Linked DNA regions of Homo sapiens: all the other regions are linked to region 2. A link is a contact called in ENCODE Hi-C or POLR2A ChIA-PET data. All regions are on one chromosome and are shown on one strand. The core of a region is the stretch at or near the end of the contact, and the rest is flanking DNA. Distances in the headings are between cores, read along the strand shown.

The links. Hi-C counts contacts between places; a loop is a spot of excess contacts on that map. ChIA-PET counts read pairs that join two places held with the same protein, here RNA polymerase II (POLR2A). Pooled maps may share reads with other maps.
Region 1: a loop to region 2 is called in a map of CD14-positive monocyte, with 2.0 times the contacts of the local background. The contact joins two enhancer-like sites. A Hi-C loop is called at or near these places in 1 of 168 maps with a recorded cell type or tissue (CD14-positive monocyte) and 1 of 50 pooled maps. POLR2A ChIA-PET finds 5 or more read pairs at or near these places in 1 of 52 experiments (OCI-LY7).
Region 3: a loop to region 2 is called in a map of CD14-positive monocyte, with 2.3 times the contacts of the local background. The contact joins the promoter of DAPK1-IT1 here to the enhancer-like site in region 2. A Hi-C loop is called at or near these places in 1 of 168 maps with a recorded cell type or tissue (CD14-positive monocyte). POLR2A ChIA-PET finds 5 or more read pairs at or near these places in 1 of 52 experiments (MCF 10A).

The regions. Positions count from the first base shown.
Region 1 is chr9:87,599,949-87,602,839 of GRCh38, reverse strand. The region is part of intron 2 of DAPK1 (death associated protein kinase 1); the gene reads right to left. Among named protein-coding and RNA genes, the nearest start is that of DAPK1-IT1, 48 kb to the right of the region's middle. RefSeq lists an enhancer at 1,895-2,488. Within about 2 kb of position 1,484, at least 15 of the 41 ENCODE cell types and tissues checked have a DNase peak (open chromatin) inside an H3K27ac peak, as active enhancers do; they include CD14-positive monocyte, where a contact is called at or near this core.
Region 2 is chr9:87,404,766-87,407,829 of GRCh38, reverse strand. It overlaps the pseudogene LOC112268032. Among named protein-coding and RNA genes, the nearest start is that of DAPK1, 92 kb to the left of the region's middle. RefSeq lists an enhancer at 1,773-2,323. Within about 2 kb of position 1,814, at least 4 of the 41 ENCODE cell types and tissues checked have a DNase peak (open chromatin) inside an H3K27ac peak, as active enhancers do; they include CD14-positive monocyte, where a contact is called at or near this core.
Region 3 is chr9:87,552,135-87,555,131 of GRCh38, reverse strand. It overlaps DAPK1-IT1 (DAPK1 intronic transcript 1), which reads right to left and starts at 1,678. Exons shown (of 2, transcript NR_146781.1): 1 at 1,542-1,678; 2 at 673-1,237. The region is part of intron 2 of DAPK1 (death associated protein kinase 1); the gene reads right to left.

The DNA of each region.
Region 1 (2,891 bases), core at 235-2,734, 200 kb before region 2:
CAACATGGTGAAACCCCGTCTCTACTAAAAATACAAAAATTAGCCAGGTGTGGTGGCGCGTGCCTGTAATCTCAGCTACTCAGGAGGCTGAGGCAGGAGAATTGCTTGAACCTGGGAGGTGGAGCTTGCAGTGAGCCGAGATTGTGCCACTGCACTCCAGCCTGGGTGACAGAGCAAAACTCCGTCTCAGGGGGAAAAAGAAAAAAAAAAGAAAAAAGAAAATCCTTCTGGCAGGAGAGTCACAGAGAATTTCAATGCAAGCCTAGATACAAAAACTGTTCCACGTGCGTTTTCACCTCCAAATGTTCTATATTGGAAGTTTCTCCATTTTATTTATGGGAAGATGGTAAGTAAAGGCAGGTTAGCCCTGATGGCAGGATGAAGGCAGGTGCTGAATGTCATGTGTGCTCATGCCCGAGGGAACTGTGGTGCCTTCGTTTACAGCAAAACCTGGGGAATGGACTCTGTCACCTGACAATGGATCCCTCACTCACACTGCAGGGTCCCCATACGAAAAGTGCTGGCTGGTGAGGAGGGGATAAGAGCTGGTGGGTAGGAAGGCTCTGTGTGGATGCTGGGGTACTGGCTAACCCTGACTGCAGAGAGTAAAATGAGGGTCTAGAATGAGCTTGGGAAACTTGTTCTAGACCTACTGCAATGTCACCTCTTTTAAGATACCGTTCCCTATTCTTCCCTGACACCCCTAACAATCTATTCCCTTTCCTCCAATCTGCCATATCCCTGAGTCGAAAGAGCACCCCATACCCCTCAGGGGCACCTGCTGTTTTCTGCCCATTCTTGCCTTTCCCACCCTCCCAGACTGCCAATGCCTGGGGGACAAAGGGCTGCCAGGCTCATCTTCACATCTCCTGAGGCCCTGGGTGCAGACCTACTTCATGTAGTCCATGCACAATGCACATATGCTGCAGCTGACGCCTGAATCTATAACCCTGAGAACCCGAGGAGTTAGACAAAGTGTTCTGCATTATAGTTCAACAGAATTGTGTAACGGCTAGAAGCCAGCTGTGTAACCCAAGGTTTATTTAGGACTTAGCCACTCTAGGCCTCAGTTTTCTTATCTGTAGAGTGGGCATAATAAGTGCCTGTCTTGGAGGGAGTAGGATGAAATGAGCGCATGAAGTGTTTAGGACAGCACCTGACCATAGGGAGTCTTCAGTAACTGTTAGCTATTATTAATCTGCGACAACTGGAGTTATTTTCATCAGCACACTGTTGCCCCAGTCTCACAGTGATGCAGTATTACCCCCCAAGTACCTACCTCTCATGACTGCCAGAGAGAAAAGAGCCCTCATAGGACAAAAAAAAAAAAGCCCATGACAGGGCTGTCCTGTGCTAACGATGTATACAACTATTGCTAAATCCTCACTCCCTTCCTCCTTTTGCTGCCTGTCCCCACCCAGAGGGTGTGTTGCCACTTATAACTGCTCAGGCAGGCTGGCCCTGGCCTTGGGAGCTCAGAGTCACAAGCTGAGCCAAAGTGCCAGCAGCCAGGCCCACCTGGGGGCCTCTGGGAGCCTTTGTGTGTGATGGGTAAGCCTGTAGGGCATTTCCATAGCACAGTCTCCTCAGGCAGCCAGCAAACTGTGAGGACAGACTCCTGGAGGAGCAATTCTTCCCTAATCAGAGTAGTTTGCTTTGTGAGGTCTAATTTGAATTGGACTGTTGGTGAATTGCTGCTCCGATCCCTTCCTTCCTGGGCAGCTGGGCCTGGACCCGCTTTCCACCCTGGATCGGGACTCCTTTGGGGGGACAGTTCCTCTTCACCCAACCTCTGCCTCCCCAAAGACAACAACAACTTAAAAAAACAGCTTGTGTGTTTACTTTTCTGGTGAGGATTCCTAAATCGTGTGCCCTCAGAGGAATACCATGATCCAGCTTCAAGGGCGAGCTCAGACAGACCAGGGAGCAAAGCGAATGCACATAAAGCAGCAAGGCCACTGCCACAACCACGCTGGGGGCGCTTGTCCCTTCTGCCCCCTCCTCACACCCATGCACTGAGGCCAGTCAGTAATTAACAACGATACGGATGGCTGCATTATTAATTAATTACCATTAATACAGCTGGGGCTGTTCAATGGATGGGGGAAGGTAGCTTTTTACTGGAAAAGAGAAATTCTTTGCATGCTATGACATTTAATTTTGATAAAGCAGTACAAGTGATCCTTATTATTAATGGATTTTGTACTGGTGAATTCACCTACTTAGTAATTTTTTTTTTCTTTTCTTGAGACAGGGTCTCGCTCTGCCGCGCAGGCTGTAGTGTGGTGATGCAATCACAGCTCACTGCAGCCTTGACCTCCCGAGCTCGAGCAATCCTCCCACCTTGGCCTCCAGAGCAGCTGGAACTACAGGAGCATATCACCACACCCAGCTAATTTTCTTTTTTTTCTTTTTTGCAGAGATAGAGTCTCGCTCTGTTGCCTAGGCTGGTCTAGAACTCCTGGGCTCAAAGCAGTCCTCCCACCTCGGCCACCCAAAGTCGGGGAATTACAGGCATGAGTCACTGCAGGAGGCATAAAATTTATTTGTAACCTCCAAGTCAATATTTCTGGCACTTTCACAGTCACTTGTGGACATGCACGGATCGTGGAAAATTGGAGAGGATCGTGGAAAATTGGAGAGGCTGCTGCACACGTTCCTAGCTGAAGTCAAACAGCTGCCTTCTTGCTTCGGCTCTCACACCATAATCGAGTGTGCTCTCCGCAGCCCATTTAGTGTCATGTTTTTTATTGGTAATTTCACTGTATACAATGACCCCCAAGTATAGTACTGTGGGGCTGTCTAGTGTTTCTAAGCACAACAAAGCTGTGATATGACTCAGGGAGAGACTATGTGTGTTAGATAAGCTTCATTCAGGCATGCGTAATGTG
Region 2 (3,064 bases), core at 565-3,064:
AATGCTGATGGTGCTGGACAGCAAACTACAATTTGAGTAACAAGATAGAGTCCCTACAGGCCAGGCACGGTGGCTCACGCCTGTAATCCCAGCACTGTGGGAGGCCGAGGCGGGCGGATCACGAGATCAGGAGATCGAGATCATCCTGGCTAACATGGTGAAACCCCGGCTCTACTAAAAATACAAAAAAATTAGCCAGGCGTGGTAGTGAGCACCTGTAGTCCCAGCTACTCCGGAGGCTGAGGCAGGAGAATGAGGTGAACCCAGGAGGCAGAGCTTGCAGGGAGCCGAAATCACACCACTGCACTCCAGCCTGGGCAACAGAGCAAGACTGCGTCTCAAAAAAAAAAAAAAAAAAAAAAAGATGGAGTCCCTACATAAACCAAAAAGTCTTGATCATAAACCAAAAGATAAGTCTTGATAAGTCTTGATCAATTTAAAAGTTTATTTTGCCAAGGTTAAGGACATGCCTATGACACAGCCTCAGGAGGTCCTGATGACACATGTGCCCAAGGTGGTCAGGCTGCATCTTGCATTTATATGTTTTTTATATGTTTTAGAGAGACATAAGACATCAATCAATACATGTAAGATGTACATTGGCTTGGTCAGGAAAGGTGGGACAACTGGAAGTCAGGGGCTTCCAGGTCATAGATGCATTCGAAGATTTTCTGATTGGCGATTGGTTATTATCTACAGACCCGGAATCAATAGAAAAGAATGTTTAGGTTAAGGTAAGGGATTATGAAGACCAAGGTTTTACCATGCAGATGAAGCTTCAGGGTAGCAGGCTTCAGAGAGGATAGCTTGTAAATATTTACCAGACTTAGAGTCTGTTCTATCAGTCTCAAGGTCTGTGTTGACGTTAATGGTAATAAGGCATGTCCCACCCCCTCTTCCCATCATGAACAGAACTAGTTTTTCAGGTTGACTTTGGAATGCTCTTGGCCAAAAGGAAGGGTCCATTCAGACGGTTACAGGGCTCAGAATTTTATTTTTGGTTTATGCTATCTTAGAGGACAGCCCAACCTTTCCTGCTTACAAATATAAAAGATTTTGAAACAAGTTCATCAGCAGCATTAATTAGATGAGTAATGTGCATCTGGTGTCTGGGAGCCCACATCTAGGGAACTGTTCTAGGGTCATTGGGTCATTAGGAGATTAACAAATGACTTCATGGTGCAAGTGCCTTCACATGCATATGGGGATGTATGTACATCTTTTGAAACAAGTGTATTTTTGTGCATTTCTAGTGAATTTCTTTTAGGAAATTCTTGGGCATTATATTTCATCTTTCCTGATGGAGTTGCATTAGTGATCAAAAGAGCAAACCACCAATCCTTTCCCCTTGTCTTTTTTCTTTTTCTCTTTCACAAAATCTCTGGTCTCTGCATGTGTGTTCAGTAATAGGAGAAGCCAAGGCCTCCTGTGGGTCCTAGGAAATGCATTATCTACGCTAAAAATAGACAAGAGCCCATTGTCTCATGCAAAAGTAAATCCCACATACTAATCCAGCAGAAAGTGATCTAGCCTTTTTAAAGATTTATTAGTTTCTGATTTTCCTCTCTATGCATAACAATTTTTCATCTCATTCTGTGACAGATAAATTGAATTAAGTGAGAGTTGAAATAACTTCTTTTAAAGATAAATCATCTTTGTGTTACAAACCTTTGAGGTTTAGGAGGCCTCAAGATTCTTGAAGAATCAAAACATTAAGTGAGGAAGAGAAAAGTAACTGTTATTATAGAAATAGCTGCATTCCCAGCAGTGGTGTGCTGTAAATGTTTAACAACCAGCTCTCAAAAAACAAGAAACACTGCCAGGGGCTGGGGTGGGGAGTTATGAGGAGTGACTGCTAATGACTGTGTTTCTTTTTGGTGTGATGAAAATGTTCTGAAATTTGATGGTGGTAGTTGCATAACCTAATGAATATATTAGGAAACCACTGAATTGTACAATTTTAAATGGAAACAACAACAAATCTCCCTTCCCCCGAATATTATTTGCACGATTTGCTAATTTCCATAATGTAAATTCTTCCACTATTGCTGATTTCAACACCACTGGTTCCCAGTGTGGCAATTGTTTCCTAGCCACAGGGGTTTAGGAAGAAGGTGGGGTGTATATAGGATTCCCTCTCTGATTGCTTTTGCTAGCTTTTTTCTTGCTTTTTTTCTTTTTTTTTTTTTGCTTGTTTGCTTTTGTTGTTTTTTTCTGTCTTGAAGTGATCAAGATGTAGTGAAAGCACCCTGAGTGGGATATAAGTCTGAGATTCTTTCCTTTACTAATTCAAATATTCAGCCACACATTTAGCACCTCCTCATGCTGGGCTCTGTGCTGCGTATGTGCCGCAAATTCTAAGGTACCTAGAGTGACCCCTGCCACTGAAGAGACTACAGTCTAGTGAGGGATAGAAATATAAAAACACTATTGTAGAATGTGAGTGTGCATATGCCAGAATAGAAGTATGCGCACTCTGATTGAGAGAGTTACTTTCCCCCATGGAGGAGGAATAGTGGCGGTGATATCAGTGAATGTGTCAGATAAGAGATATCTATCTGACCTGGGAGCTGGGGAAGAGCACCACAATTTAAAAGAACAGCATGAACCAAGGCACAGAGGCACAAGAGTGACAGGGTGCTAAGGATACAGGCACTAATAAGTTGTGGGTAGCTCACAGGTTCGTAAGTGGCCAGGATGTAAAGTGACCAGAAAGATGGGCTTGTATGCTTTTCAAGTTTTTATGGGCCATGCTAAGGAGACTGCACCTTATGGTGCAGGAAATGGGGAGCCACTGAGGTTTGTTAAGCAAGGGAGAGACATGTGGAGATCTGCAGTATTACTTTTTGATGGTAAGAAGGATACATGGGTAGGAAAGAGAAGTGGGAATAAGCTGGAATTGAGTAGGCCAGAGAACAAGACTGTGTTATTCCAGGTGAGAGATGAATAAGCCAACAGTGTAGGGTACAAAGTGGAGGGGATGAAGTGGAGAAACACATCAAGATAAAATGTATAGAACTGATCATTCAATTGAATGTGCATGATGGAGCAGATGATGGAGTTA
Region 3 (2,997 bases), core at 429-2,928, 150 kb before region 2:
CCTTAAGTCATAATACTGAGGCTGCCCTTGAGGGCAGGGTGATGAGACCCTGGTGCACACCCACACAGCTTTCCCCACTTCTTTGCTCAGGACTCTTCAGAGGTCCCTGCAGGGTTCCTCCATGGTTCTAGAAAGTTCCTTGGCACTAAGAACCCTCTCCAGAGATCAAGGGGCCTCTACAACTGATACCATCATTAGATTCTCACTGTAGATTGTGGCAGAGAACTTGCCACCAGAAGGGCTTCCCTTTAATGACCTCCAGGAGAACTGGCTGAAGCCAAGGGCAGAAGCCCTGACACTCTCAGACCTCCGGTGGGGGTGGGGGAAATGGCTACACGGCCTGGGTGGGAGACAGCATCAGCTTCCTCCCTCCCGCCAGAGCAGTCAGGCCGAGGCCAGCTGATGGCACTTTGCTCATTTGGGTCCAGGTTGCCATGGAGATCAGCGATCTCCCTAGATGCCTCCTGACTATAGGAGCAACTAGCGCATTACTGCCGAGGGATCTACATGAGCGCCCTAAGTCCTACTGTGGAGAGGGCCTTCCTGTGGAAGGCTCCTAAGGGTGGTCCCATCCATCTTCTGGCTTGAGTCAAAGACAGAGTTCCAGCATAGTCACTGTTATGTCCGGAGGTAAAAATTCTTTAAACTGAATTTCCTAGATGAAGTAAAGACTTTTTTTTTTTTTAGTATTACATTTTATTTTTACTGCTTCTTCCAGTATTGCACAATCCCATAATTATTGCTATTCAGCTAAAAACATGCCTCGAGGCATTGCAGAAGATGAGAATAATAATTTTAAAAACTGGAGTCAGCAACACGAACTCTTGAAAGCACTAGTATAAAAGCATTCAAGAAATAACTTCCTCTGGCTTCCTTGGACTTGTTTAAGAGATTACTAATGGCAAAATCAAGTGGAAATTTTAATGGATCAGTAGGTCTTTATGAACTATAAGTTCCCCAGATGAAAATCAAAATGCTGCTCGTGATGTATGCCTTAGAACAGGATTGCTGACCTAAGGTCTGGGAACCTGCTAAGGCTGTGGGCTTATGCACTGAGTATTTGAGAGCATTTTTCTGAAAAGGGGAGCACATAGCTCTCAACTACTCTCCAAGGGGGTCCCCCAAATGTTAAATTTAGAGTTTGCTTAGTTGACAGCAGAGTTTCCCGATCGGGTTCCCTTTTGTTGTTCTAGTGAACAGGTAAAAACTCAGTGAAAGGCAGACTGGGAATGTTCTCCTGCCTCCCTTTCTGCCCACAAGCCACATGTCTCATCCTTTTTCTTCCGCTTCCTCTCCTTATTGCCCTCATCTGTGGAATATTGAAAATAAATATTGAGGCCGGGCATGGTGGCTCACGCCTGTAATCCCAGCACTTTGGGAGGCCCAGGCGGGCGGATCACTTGATGTCAGGAGGTCGAGACCAGCCTGGCTAACAGGGCAAAACCCCGTCTCTATTAAAAATACAAAAATTAGCCGGGCATGGTGGCACACACCTGTGATCCCAGCTACTCGGGAGGCTGAGGCAGGAGAATCACTTAAACCTGGGAGGTGGAGGTTGCAGTGAGCCGAGATCGCACCACTGCACACCCGCCTGGGCAACAGACCGAGACTCCATCTCAAAAAAAAAAAAAAAAAGAAAAGAAAAGAAAAAGAAAATAAATATTGAGCACCCTAAGCACCAGACATAGTGCTCAGGGCTTGGGATACAGGGACAAACAAGACACAGCCCATGTCCTTAAGGAGCGGAGAATCGGATAAAAGAAAAGATCCCATGAATGGTTAACTGAATGCACATATTAATTATCAAGAAGCATATGCACAGGATGATGGCAAAGGCAGAAAGACTGCTGTGTAGATACCAAATATTTCCAATCACCCAACCCCCCCCACATGACAGACACAAGTCAAGGAAAAAAATACTCAGGTCTGATGAGTGAGATTTTGCTTGGTTTACTGCCTAGCTGGCCAGCTGGAACTTAAATATCAACAATATCAGGACCAGAACAATGTGTCTTCTCAAAAGTAGATTTAAATTCAGAGACAGAAAGTAGAAAGGTAATTGCCAGGGGCTAGGAGGAGAAGGAAATGTAGTTAGTATTTAATGGATACACAGTTTCAGCTTGGGATGACGAAAAAGTTCTGGAGATAAACGTTAGTGAGGGCTGCAACACAACGTGAATGTTCTTACTGCCACTGAACTGTGCACTTAAAAATGGTTCAAATGGTAAATATAGCCAGGCTCAATGGCTCACACCTGTAATCCTGACACTTCGGGAAGCTGTGTGGGAGAATCGCTTGAGGCCTGGAGTTCTAGAACAGCCTGAGCAACGCAGAGACCCCATCTCTACTAGAAATCTTAAAAAAAAAAAAAAATTAACGGGGTACAGTGGGGCATGTCTATAGTCCTAGCTACTTGGGAGGCTGAGGCAGGAGGATCACCTAAGCCCAGAAGCTGGAGGTTGCAGTGAGCTATGATTGTACCACTGCACACCAGCCTGGGTGACAGAGCAAGACCTTGTCTCCAAAAAAAAAGAGGTACATTTTAAAGCACGTGCATTATACAACAATAAAATTATTTTAATTGATTTTTTTTCTGTCTGTACTTGATAAAAAGAGATGCCACAACTGCCTATGTCTGCCCAGGTGCTAGAGAAAATTAGTGTGTGGGCCACAAGTTTCACAGCTCTAATGTACATTAGGTTCTTCCATATTTTCCAGAAAGTGGTGCCCCGTCACTGTTCAAGCTGGCACACTCCTTCCAGCTGCAGATATCCCTCCTTCCAGCTGCAGATATCCCTCCCTTGTCCTCTTTAAGATGGGGTCAGCGGGGTTGGGACTGAAGTCCTAGGTACAGAAAGCCCTGGGCTGTAATGATCTAGGCAGACCAAGCCTCACACTCCCTCCTGAGGACTTCCTGCCAAGCAGTATCCCCTCCCTACTTGCTGGCCTTGCCAGGCTCTGGGCTCCCTACTGGCTCCTGGAAGCTGTGGGACCCCA